Regions from separate parts of the Homo sapiens genome. Here region 2 is linked to region 1. The links are chromatin contacts, found by Hi-C in ENCODE. All regions are on one chromosome and are shown on one strand. The core of a region is the stretch at or near the end of the contact, and the rest is flanking DNA. Distances in the headings are between cores, read along the strand shown.

Region 1 (5,551 bases), core at 1,998-4,497:
TCTCTCCCCAGCAGGGGATCAAAGGCCTTGGGTAGGGTTTTTTAACCTGTGGTGCTCTCGGCAGGATGCCCAGAGCCTCCCCCTTGGTCCTGCTGCCTCTCGGTGACTCCCGGTGGCCCCCTCCGGAGAGGCCACAGCCCTTTACCCTCCTCCTTCTCTTGGGACACCCCCTTTCCCAGGCTGAGCCCAGCCTCTCTGGGTCACCCCAGCTTTATTTCTTGTAGGGCAAGCAGATCATTTTATTTTTGACCGAAGGGCTCCTGAAAAGCCAGGATGCCATGAGCAGCCAGGACTTGGCCCTCCCCACCTTCCTAGGGGTGGCAGGGGGTTGGTGTCTCACTGATTACCCGACCTGACCCTAACCTCATGTATTGGAGTGAACAGTGAGTAGGAACTTCAGAGGCAGCTCCGAGTCCTCAGAACACCCTCAGGGAGGCTGTCCTGCCACACTGCACCTTGAGAAGTCTGGAGCCCTGAGTGGCCCGGCCTGCCTGTGTCATGCTGCTGATGGGCAGAGCCAGGGAGCAGCCCCAAACCCCAGCCCAGGCCCTCGCTGAGGAGCACCGGGCTCCCAGGGACTCATCTGAGGGCTGTCCCCAAGCAGAAGGCAGCTTGGGCACTGATAGCCTCTGACAGCCTCCCCCACCCTCCTGCACCTGTGGCTGCTGCAGGCCGCGGTGGGCCCCGCTCCTGGGGCAGCAGGAGGACCCCACCTGGTACCCGCCACATTACCCTATTGATGCCACAGGGCTTCGAATTCATGTCCCCCCGCCCCATGGCTGCAGGTTGGGGCTTCGGAGCTCAGTGGTTGCAGGCCCTGTGTGGCCACATCTACACTGAGGCTGCAGCACTGGGGCAGGGGCAGGTGCACAGACGTTTGTGGGAGGTGGGATCAGGCAATGCCACCCCGTCCATGCAGCTGGTGCATCCCCTGCAGCCCCAGCAGCTGAGGAAAATGTCGAGAAAGGACCTGGACCTCCTGGGGGACTGGCACACGCCAGCTGGAACCACTGAAGAAGCCCCATGGAAGCCGGCTGGGGAGAGGAGGTGGACCTGAGGGAGGACTCACCCCAGGAGGGAGGACTCAGCCTGAAAAGGGAGGACTCACCCAGAAGCGGGAGGGCTTACCCCAGGAGGGAAACTCACCTCAGGAGGGGAACTCACCCTAAGGAGGGGGACTCACCCAGAGGAGGGGGAACTCATCTAGAGGGGGGGGCACTCACCCAGGAGGGGAACTCACCCTGAGGAGGCAGGACTCACCTCAGGAGGGGAACTCACCCAGAGAAGGGAGGACTCACCTCAGGAGGGGAACTCACCCTGAGGAGGGGGAACTCACCCAGAGGTGAGAGGACTCACCCCAGGAGGGGAACTCCGGGTTGAGGAAGGAGGGGTCACCCTAGGAGGGGGAACTCACCCTGAGGAGGACTCACCCTGAGAAGGATGGACTTACCTCAGGAGGGAGGACGCATCCCAGGAGGGGGACTCACCCAGAGGAGGCAGGACTCACTCTAGGAGGGGAACTCACCGTGAGAAGGGAGCATTCACCCAAGGAGGGGGAACTCACCCTGAGGAGGACTCACCCTGAGGAGGGGGAACTCACTCAGAGGCAGGAGGACTAACCCCAGGAGGGAAACTCACCCTGAGGAGAGAGGACTCACCCTGAGAAGGGAGGACTTACCTCAGGAAGGAGGACTCACCCCAGGAGGGGAACTCACCCCAAGGAGGAAGGACTCACCCTGAGGAGGGAGGACTCACTCCAGGCAAGAGCTGGATGGCTGGTGACAGGCCCTGGAGCCAGCAGGGAGGGGCAGCTTTCCTGGGAGCTTGGTGACAAAACAGAGGACTATTCCCAAGAGCCCTGGAGGAGTGTGTACCTGTCTGTGTGTATGCATGTGTGGTGGAGTGTGTGCATGTGGGTGTCTGTGAACTGGTGTGTAAGAGTGTTCCCATTGCACTCATGTTCATGTGAGGACACATTGCACTTATGTGCATGTGAGCAGTAGTGTGTGCCTGTGTGCGTGTATACACGAGTGTGCGGGCACGTGTGTTACTTTGTGCCTGTGTGAGCTGCAGGGAAAGGCGCCTGTGAGTGAAGTGAAGGAGCCCTGGGGCCGAACATAGCACTGGGACTTGGTCACCCCAAGGTGGTGGCACCTCTGGGTCCCTCTCTGCGGGGAGGAAGCATGGGAACCGGGGGGTGGGAGCCGGCCCAGGAGGCCAAGATAGAGTGGCAGGGGAGGAGGGATGCCAAGATGGCCAGCCAGGGAAGAGGGGCGTGAAAGGAGGTGGGCACAGACTCGAGGCCACTGCTCGCTCCAGGGGCTCACAGGAGTTCGCGGTGGGGCCACTCAGATGTCCTTGGCCTGACCCAGGCTGAGAGGTCCGTCCCTCAGGGCCAGGGTTTCGTGACGCCGAGTTAATCCCAGGAGCCCACTCTTCCTTAGGTTTGTAAGAACAAGGAAGTGGGGCCTGGGAGGGCCAGGCAGGCTTTCTCGGCACCCCGTTCCCCATGAACCCGGAGCTCTGTCCTTTGGGGAGCAGCCCCCGCGGGACTCCCAGGAAGGCTCGGCCGGGAGAGGCGATGCTGCCCCCTGGCGGCGGGCCTGGCCCTGTCCCGCTTAGTGGAGTGACTGCCGCGTCTCTCACATTTTCTGTTGCGCAACTTTGCAGCAAGACCCCGGCGAGCTGAAATAGACGGTGCATTATATGCGAAGCCTTCCGGGCGCGAGCTGCCTGATCCCCCGGCCTCGCCTGAGGAGGCTTCTCCATGTGCAGGGGACATTGCTACATTTCATCCCCCACTCCCTCTAAGGCAGGGGCCGTCCGGACGTTTAGAGTGAGGACCCCGTTTCTCAGACTGGTCCTGGTCGCTCTGCCCGTGGATGCCAGAATCCAGATGTGAACCCCAATCTCTCCGCCTGACCCTACAGCCCAACTCTTCACATTGTATCGAGGGCGACAGAGGCTTCCAGGGGGAAAGGCCGTGTCAAACGCCCAGCACCGCAGGGTCACCCTGCCCCTAAGGCACAGTCCCTGGTGGTCCAAGGCCCTGGGGCATCCGGAGCCCGGGCAGACGTCCTCACGGGGTGGGGGTGGGGCGTGCTGAGGGCACCCAGGAAAGGGCCTGGCGTCTGGGACGTCTGGGCTGAGTCTTGGCTCTCCGCTGGGTGGCTGTGTTCCTCTGGCCGAGCGCCGTGGCCTTGCTGAGGCTCTGGGCCGGAGAGCTAAATGCCACGGCCTACCTGGCACCAAGGCTGGCTAGACGCTCCCGCGAGGGTCAGGCTCCTGCTGCAGCCAGTGCTCCCTGCTACAACAAATCCCAGGGGCACCCACTGTGTACCAGGTCGGTGGTCAACCAAATAATGGAACCCCCCACCAGTAATGGAATCCCCCACATCTTAGTGCCCAGGACCTATGAACATGTTCCCTTCCGTGGCCAAAGACATTCTACCGATGTCACGGAGCAAGGATTCTGAGGTGGAGATGATCCCAGACGGTCGTGGGTAACCTCCAGCTTCCTGTAAGAGGGAGGCAGGAGGGAGTCACAGAAAAGATGTGACAAGAAGAAGCGGGGGGGGGGGGGAGAAAGAGAGGAATAGAGGAGAGAGGGAGAGAGAGAGAAGAGAAGGGGGAGAGAGGGAGAGAGAGGGATAGAGGAGAGAGGGAGAGAGAGGGATAGAGGAGAGAGGGAGAGAGAGGGATAGAGGAGAGAGGGAGAGAGAGAAGAGAGGGGGAAGAGAGAGAGGGAGAGAGAGAGGAGAGAGGGAGAGAGAGAGGAGAGAGGGAGAGAGAGAGAGGGAGAGAGAGAAAGAGGAGAGAGGGAGAAAGAGAAAACAGAGAGAGGGAGATAGAGAAGAGAGGCAGAGAAGAGAGAGAGGGAGAGAGAGAAGAGAGGAGAGAGAGGGAGAGAGTGAGAGGAGAGAGGGAGAGGAGAGAGGGAGAGAGAGAAGAGAGGGAGAGACGGGGGAGAGAGAGAGGGAAACGGAGAGAGAGAGGAGAGAGGGAGAGAGAAGAGAAGAGAGAAGGGGAGGGGGCCAGAGAGGGAGAGAGAGAGGAGAGAGGGAGAGAGAGAGAGAGGAGAGAGGGAGAGAGAGGGAGAGGAGAGAGGGAGAGAGAGAGAAATAGAGAGGAGAAAGGGAGAGAGAGGAGGGAGAAGAGAGTGGGAGAGAGAAGAGAAGAGAGAGAAAGAGAGGAGGGGAGAGGGGGAGAGAGAGAGAAGCGGGGGAGAAGAGAAGAGAGGGAGAGAGAGAGAGGGAGGGGAGAGGGAGAGAGAGAGAAGAGAGGGAGAGAGAGAGGGAGAGGAGAAAGAGGAGAGGGAGGGAGAGAGGGAGAGGAGAGAGAGAGGAGAGAGGGAGAGGAGAGAGAGAGAAGAGAGGGAGAGAGAAAAAGAGAGAGGGAGAGAGTGAAGAGAGAGGGAGAGAGGCAGGGCGGAGCAGGGCAGGGCCAGGGCATGGCTCAGGAGAGAGAGGGAGAGGAGAGAAGGAGAGAGAGAGAGAGAGGGAGGGGAGAGAGGGAGAGATAGAAGAGAGGGAGAGAGGGAGAGGGAGAGAGAGGAAAATCTTCCCAGGAGGGGCAGTGCTGCTGACTTTGAAGATGGAGGAAGGGGCCACAAGCCAAGGAGCACAAGCTGCCTCTGGAAGCTGGAAAAGACAAGGCTTGGGTTCTCCTAGACTCTCCAGGAGAAATGTAGCCCTGCAGACACCTTGATTCTAGACTAGTGGCATTCCTTTTTTCTTCTTTTTTTTCTTTTTCTTTTTTTGAGACAGAGTCTTGCTCTGTCACCAGGGCTGGGGTGCTGTGGTGTAATCTCAGCTCACTGCAATCTCTGCCTACCAGGTTCAAGTGATTCTCCTGCCTCAGCCTCCTGAGCAGCTGGGATTACAGGTGCCAGCCACCATGCCCAGCCAATTTTTTGTATTTTTAGTAGAGACGGGTTTCACCATGTTGGCCAGGCTGGTCTTGAACTCTTGACCTCGTGATCCACCTGCCTTGGCCTCCCAAAGTGGTGGGATTACAGGCGTGAGCCACTGCACCTGGCTGAGATGAGGTTTTGCCATGTTTGCCAGGCTGGTCTTGAGCTCCTGACCTCAAGTGACCTGCCTGCCTCGGCCTCCCAAAGTGCAAGGATTACAGGTGTGAGCCACCATGCCCGGCTGATGAGCGGCATTTCTGACTTCCAGAACTGTCAGGAGAATCCACTTGTGCCATTTCCAGCCTGTAAGTTTGCAGGCATTGATTGCAGCAGCCGTTGGAAACAAACACATATCCCGTTCTAGGAAGGGATTCTGTGCCTTCTCAGTGAAAGAGGTCCCTTGGGACTGTTTCCTGTACTCCCAATGCCCGGAAGGTGGACTCCAGCCTCACTCTGCCCAGACCCCAAAGCTGGGGGAAAGAGGGGAGGGGGCCAGCTGGAGGCCTCTGGATGCCTTTCGGGGGGAAGTTGAAGGAGCCAGCGTTCTCCCAGGGGAAGCGAGGCAGCTGTGCCTGCTCCTGGCTGCCTGAGGACAAGGCGGAGGCTGGGGCTGGGGTCTTAGGGAGAGCGCTCCCCCAT
Region 2 (5,551 bases), core at 2,055-4,554, 500 kb before region 1:
TGCAAGGCCCCTGCTACCTCACTGGGTCCCCCTGCCCAGTGTCCTCTGACCGCGTGCCTACTCCCCTCCCAACTCTGCACGCCACCCGGACCCGGCCCCGGCCCTACCCCAGCTCTCTCTCGCTGACACCCACATCTGCTCCTCCCAGTTCTTCGGCTCCACAGTTGGCCCCACGTCCACCCCACATCCACCCGACTGCTCCCTCCCCTGCGTCCCTTGGCGCCAAACACCATGCCCTGCTTCTCCACCACCCGAGCCCCTCCAGCTCTCTTCAGGACCACACCCCTCTGCCCAGGCCAACCCCCACAACCCAGACTCCACGCTGAGGCCGGGGGCTTCTCAAAGTAGACCCCCCCAGTGTTCCTTGCCTGCTAACCTTTCTGGGGCCACGCACGTCAGATGCTCTGTGGTGTGTGACGCATGTCACGACATGCAGAATGCTCTGTGGTGTGTGGGGCTCTCCAGGGCCAGCTCTATCCCCGCTCCCCACCCTCCCTCTGCAGCTAGGCTCCTTGAGAACCTGCAGTGACTCCTGTCCCACCCAGGCCCACACCTCGCCCCTCCGTGGTCTCCTGAGCCTTCTCTCCTGGTGAACTCGCGCCTGCCCTCAGAAATGAGCCCAGGCTACTGCTCCCTGGGGAGCCCAGCCCGAACACCTGCTCTGCCTGCCTACGCCCCTGGATGGTGCTGTGTGGTCAGCTGCGAGGCAAGGACTGACCCTGCCACCCCTGACCACAGGCCACGCGCAGGAGCAGGCAGTGTGGAGCCCGCGTCTCTACGAGGCTGAAGACGGGAGACATGGCTCATCACCGCACACGCAGCGCTGGCTGCCAGCGAGGTAGCCCCACACGCAGTCTAACACACTCAGGTTCCAATCTGATTTACTATTAAGAATTTAAGTTCAAATGGACATGAGCCCTCGAGGCTCTCACCTCTCATGTTAAACATCTGGGTTCCTATGGCTGCAGCCAGGTGCTGAGCCTGCCTGGCCTGGGGCCCCCAGTTAGGAGGTGGGCCGGTGCCAGCGCCTATCCCACAGCACGGCCATGAGGAGCACAAGACTGTCCGAGTCAGTCATCGCCACCACCACCACCACCACGACGGAAATCACTTGTGCCCCACCCCAGCGCGTGGATGTTGGCCAGCACGGTGAGCCACGCCCACCAAGAGCCCCTGCAGGCAGAAGACACTAAGCTCCGGGGCTGGAATATTTACCTTATCCATCCGATCCTTCTGCACCCCATACTTCCCGCCGAATCCTTTGGAGTAGTCTGAAACGTGGCAAAACACAACACTTACTCTGAGGTGGAGGCGAGCATGGGGGTGGCCGTGGGTGCATGCAGACAGATCCAGAAACAGCCCAAGAAGGTGCACCACAGCGGGAAGAAACGAGAATGGCCAAGCGAGGCTTCACTTGCAAGGCAAGTTTTGCTTCCACCCATGGTCGTGAGACACAGGCAGTGAGAAGCAGAGCACAGGCCAGGGGCAGAGGCTTCAGCATTCCCTGAGGGGCAGGAGGGGCAGGAGGGGCGGCGGGCAGCAGGCAGGAGCTAAGCGAGGAAAGAGGGCACGGACAGGCCTTTGCAACGCGCCACTTCAATAGCACAGTCTTCCGCACCAGCACGGGCTTATTCTCATCTGCTTCCTGTGCGCCTGCTCTACTGAGCGCTAAAAAGAGGCTCAATCGCAGTTTGTTCTCTTGCTTTTTAAGAGAAAAAAAAAATCCATGTGGAAATTCTACCAGCCAAAGACTTCCGTTGCAGCAACACAGATCCACATGAAAGTCACACTGTCATGCAGCAGTGATGCCACGGAGAGCCACTGCCATCTCCATGCAGTCTGCGGGACCACCCCAGGTGTGTCTACCTGCCCACACCTGAACACTGCTGTGTGTTTCTAACGCTGCAGGTGGAAAGCCTAGAGTCTTCCCTGCAAGGTTAGGGAATTACTGTTTTTCCAATTATGTGTTCAGGTTCTAATAACCAAGTCCAAATTTTGAAGGTAACAACATAACTGCTCTAAGGAAGGATGCAGAGCTGGCTTCACGTACATACTGTGTGGCTCTGTGTGGAGATGTTACACACATATGGTGTCATCAAACAGAACAAACAAAAAACCTCCCAACCCCGGCCAAAAACACCACCACAAATGAAACACAGAAACCACACAGAACACGCCTGTCTCCTGGCCCTTGCTGCTACGAAGCCCCTGGTCAAATGGCCAGTGGTTTGGTTGAACCAACACCTCTCTCCTCATCTGGAAGGCCTGACTCAGTGGCTCACGGCAGTCACCAATAACAGCAGAACAGCCTCGGGCAGAATGCTGCTGGAGACCGGAGATGCCCCAGTCCAGAGACTGGATGGGTCACCGGGTTAGAAAGATGGCACCCACACACTAACTGGCGCATCCTGCCATACACAGATCACAAGTTCACAGGGAAGAAAGTGAACCACTCAAAATCAGTGTCGCTCTACTAGAAATGGGTTTAAAGTGCCGAACAGCCTGACAGCTGACAAGTGGTGACACAGGAGGACTGTGTTGCAGGTGCTGACGGTGAGCCCTGAAGTCTGTGCTAGAAGTGGCCGCACAGGAGGGTCGGGGGGAGGGTAGGAGGCTGGTGGCAACTGTGCCTTGCTGGGACTCGTGCTTGGCCAGCTTCTCCTTGTAATCAAACCCCACAGCAGCGGAGTCCTGCCTCTCCGACTGAACACCGAATTTGCCTCCAAAACCAGTCTTATAATCTGAAAATCCACAAGCAACGGTGGGGAAAACAACCAAAAGAGGAAACACAGTTGGGTTAGAATTGCATGAGCATGCGCAAAAATCAAACACAGTTTCCAGAAAGCAAGGGCTCTCCTGAGCTTAGGGCCTTTGAGATCCTACTCCCAGGCTCAGCGCCAGAAGGTGGCTCCAGAGGTCAACGTTAAAGAATGAACTTAAAATCTGAACATTCAGCGAAGATCTGGAACAGCCTAAGAACTGTACTTCAAATAATTCAGTAAAGGCACTCCCGGCTGTGCAGTTCATTCTTAGCGTCCTACGCACACTGCAGACGAGTGTGCGTATCTGTGTACACGGGAGGAGAGACCCTGCAGATTCGGAGGGCGCTGCAGCCCCATTAGCCCCGCTCCTGCTTCTCTCAGGGCTGGGTCACACTGAGAGGCTTTCAGCCCCCTCAGGCTCCTTTTTCCAGGGAAGGGGCACCCATTCCAACAAGAAAACACTTTCGGTTCAAAAGTAAGTATCTCCTGCCAAAAACCGTGGCCCACTTTATAGACAAGAAGCCTGGATGAGGAGCACTGCAGGCTTGGCCCATGTCCCCACTCCCGGGTAAACCCAGCCCCCCGCTGCAGGCCTGACACATGCCCCCACTCCCGGGTAAACCCAGCCCCCCGCTGCAGGCTTGACCCATGTCCCCACTCCTGGGTAAACCCAGCCCCCTGCTGCAGGCTTGGCCCGTGCAACCCACTTCCAGGTAAACCCAGCTCTCTGGGGTACCACCCCGTGTCAGCAGGGAGGGTTTGTGACTACACTAGCTGGAGGGAACTGGGGGATTGGGGGGGCACACAGGACAACTTCAAACAGTGAAGACAAAACAATGTGCAGCAGGCACACGCAGACACAACACATACCAACTGACCCCGCAAGGAACAAAAACAAACTTCTAAAACCATCTCGCATACAGGCAGAGTGAATGTACCTTTTTGGGATTCATGCAGCTGCAATTTCTCCTGGTGATCCCAGCCAAGGGCACATTTGTCTTGTCTGTCTGTCTGCACACCAAATTTTCCTCCAAACCCTTTCACATAGTCTACATGCACAATGAAAGGCCAGAACCCATCATTAACAGGTAGTGCAGGTCACAGGTGGAAAGTATGTTTTCAATACAGTTAAACGCATATGATTCACTCAATCTACTCTTCCCTTCCGGATCTTTGGTAATACTTTAGATAACATCCATGAAGAGGCCCTCCTTGGAGAGTGGCAGGAAATAACCTAGTCTATGACCTCAGCATCGTGACTAAGCCAGACAGGACCCCATGGAAGCTCCCACGCATGCGGCTTCCACCCGCACCATGAGACAGCACAGGCTCACACGGGCAACACAGACGTGCGGGGTGTGGCCACCACGATAAGCAACGCCGCTGGGGCTGGAGCGCCATAACACTCAAGCTGCGAGTTCCTATTTAGCAGCTGTGTTTCTGGATGTGCCGTTTTCAAGTTGGGCATTTCATGAAAAAGAGACATCTACGTTAAGGGCTATCAATAACGCTTTGTTTTTCCTTTTCCGGTGTGGCTACCACCTGTCACATTACTAGCTGCTGGCTGGAGGGTAAGATAAAACGGAAGACACCTTTCTGGGACTCGTGCTTCTCCGTTTTGCCTTGATACTCAAAGCCAACGGCGCTCTTATCCACTTTGTCCTTGTCGATACCGTATTTGCCGCCGAAACCTTTGGAGTAATCTAAAAACAAACAAAAAAGGACTACTTTAAAAGGAGCAACGAAATCAGTGAACATGCAAGTATTTTATCCTTTGATTAAAAAAACAAAAATCTTTCAGGTCCACTGTAGGACCACTGAATAATACAGACAGTATTTAAAGGTGCTATTTATGTGTAATAACAGAAACACAAACAGTGGTAACCAGAGGTGGGGGTGTGTGCCTGCAGCCCAGCTACTCAGGAGGCTGAGAAGGGAGGATCACTTGAGCCCAGGAGGCGGAGTCCAGCCTGAGCAACATAGCAAGACCCCATCTCTAAGTTAAATCATTAGCTAATATTTTAAAAATTCAAAAAACAGGCTGGGGGAGGGGGCTCACGCCTGTAATCACAGCACTTTGGGAGGTCGAGGTGGGTGGATCACCTGAGGTCAGGGGTTTAAGTCCAGCCTGACCAACATTATGAAACCCCATCTCTACTAAAAATACAAAATTAGCTGGGCGTGGTGGCCCACACCTGTAATCCCAGCTACTCGGGAGGCTGAGGCAGAAGAATCACTGGAACCCAGGAGGTGAAGGTTGCAGTGAGCCGAGATTGCGCCACTGCACTCCAGCCTGAGCAACAAGAGTGAAACTCCATCTCAAAAAAAAAAAAAGAATTAAGAAAAAAAGTTTTTTTTTTTAAAGTACAGCAGAGGCTGGACACAGTGGCTCACACCTGTAATCCCAGCACTTTGGGAGGCCAAGGTGGGCGGATCATGAGGTCAAGAGATCAAGACCATCCTGGGCAACATGGTGAAACCCCGCCTCTACTAAAAATACAAAAATTAGCTGGGCTTGGTGGTGCATGCCTGTAATCCCGGCTACTCAGGAGACTGAGGCAGGAGAATTGTTTGAACCCGGAAGGAGGAGGTTGCACTGAGCTGAGATCGCACCACTGCACTCCAGCCTGGCGAGAGAGAGAGACTCCGTCTCAAAAAAAAAAAAAAAAGAAATAAAGTACAGCAGATGAATTCCTGTAACATCATCCATTGCATCCAGAAGCTAGCAGGAGATGAGAGTTTATGATAAGGCTCTAAGCTCAGGAGGCAGCAGAAGGGCAAGGCTTTCA

The links. A loop is a pair of places that touch in the nucleus more often than their neighbours do. Pooled maps may share reads with other maps.
Region 2: a map of CD8-positive, alpha-beta T cell shows a loop between it and region 1 (7-fold over the local background). The contact joins two enhancer-like sites. A Hi-C loop is called at or near these places in 1 of 168 maps with a recorded cell type or tissue (CD8-positive, alpha-beta T cell), 1 of 37 single-sample maps with no recorded cell type and 6 of 50 pooled maps.

What each region holds. Positions count from the first base shown.
Region 1 is chr11:69,916,052-69,921,602 of GRCh38, reverse strand. No RefSeq gene overlaps it. Among named protein-coding and RNA genes, the nearest start is that of FGF3, 99 kb to the right of the region's middle. Within about 2 kb of position 3,247, at least 11 of the 41 ENCODE cell types and tissues checked have a DNase peak (open chromatin) inside an H3K27ac peak, as active enhancers do.
Region 2 is chr11:70,418,660-70,424,210 of GRCh38, reverse strand. CTTN (cortactin) reads right to left here. Exons shown (of 18, transcript NM_005231.4): 9 at 4,355-4,465; 10 at 3,701-3,811; 11 at 2,631-2,741; 12 at 1,216-1,271. Among named protein-coding and RNA genes, the nearest start is that of CTTN, 23 kb to the right of the region's middle. RefSeq lists an enhancer at 3,467-4,666. Within about 2 kb of position 3,304, at least 2 of the 41 ENCODE cell types and tissues checked have a DNase peak (open chromatin) inside an H3K27ac peak, as active enhancers do.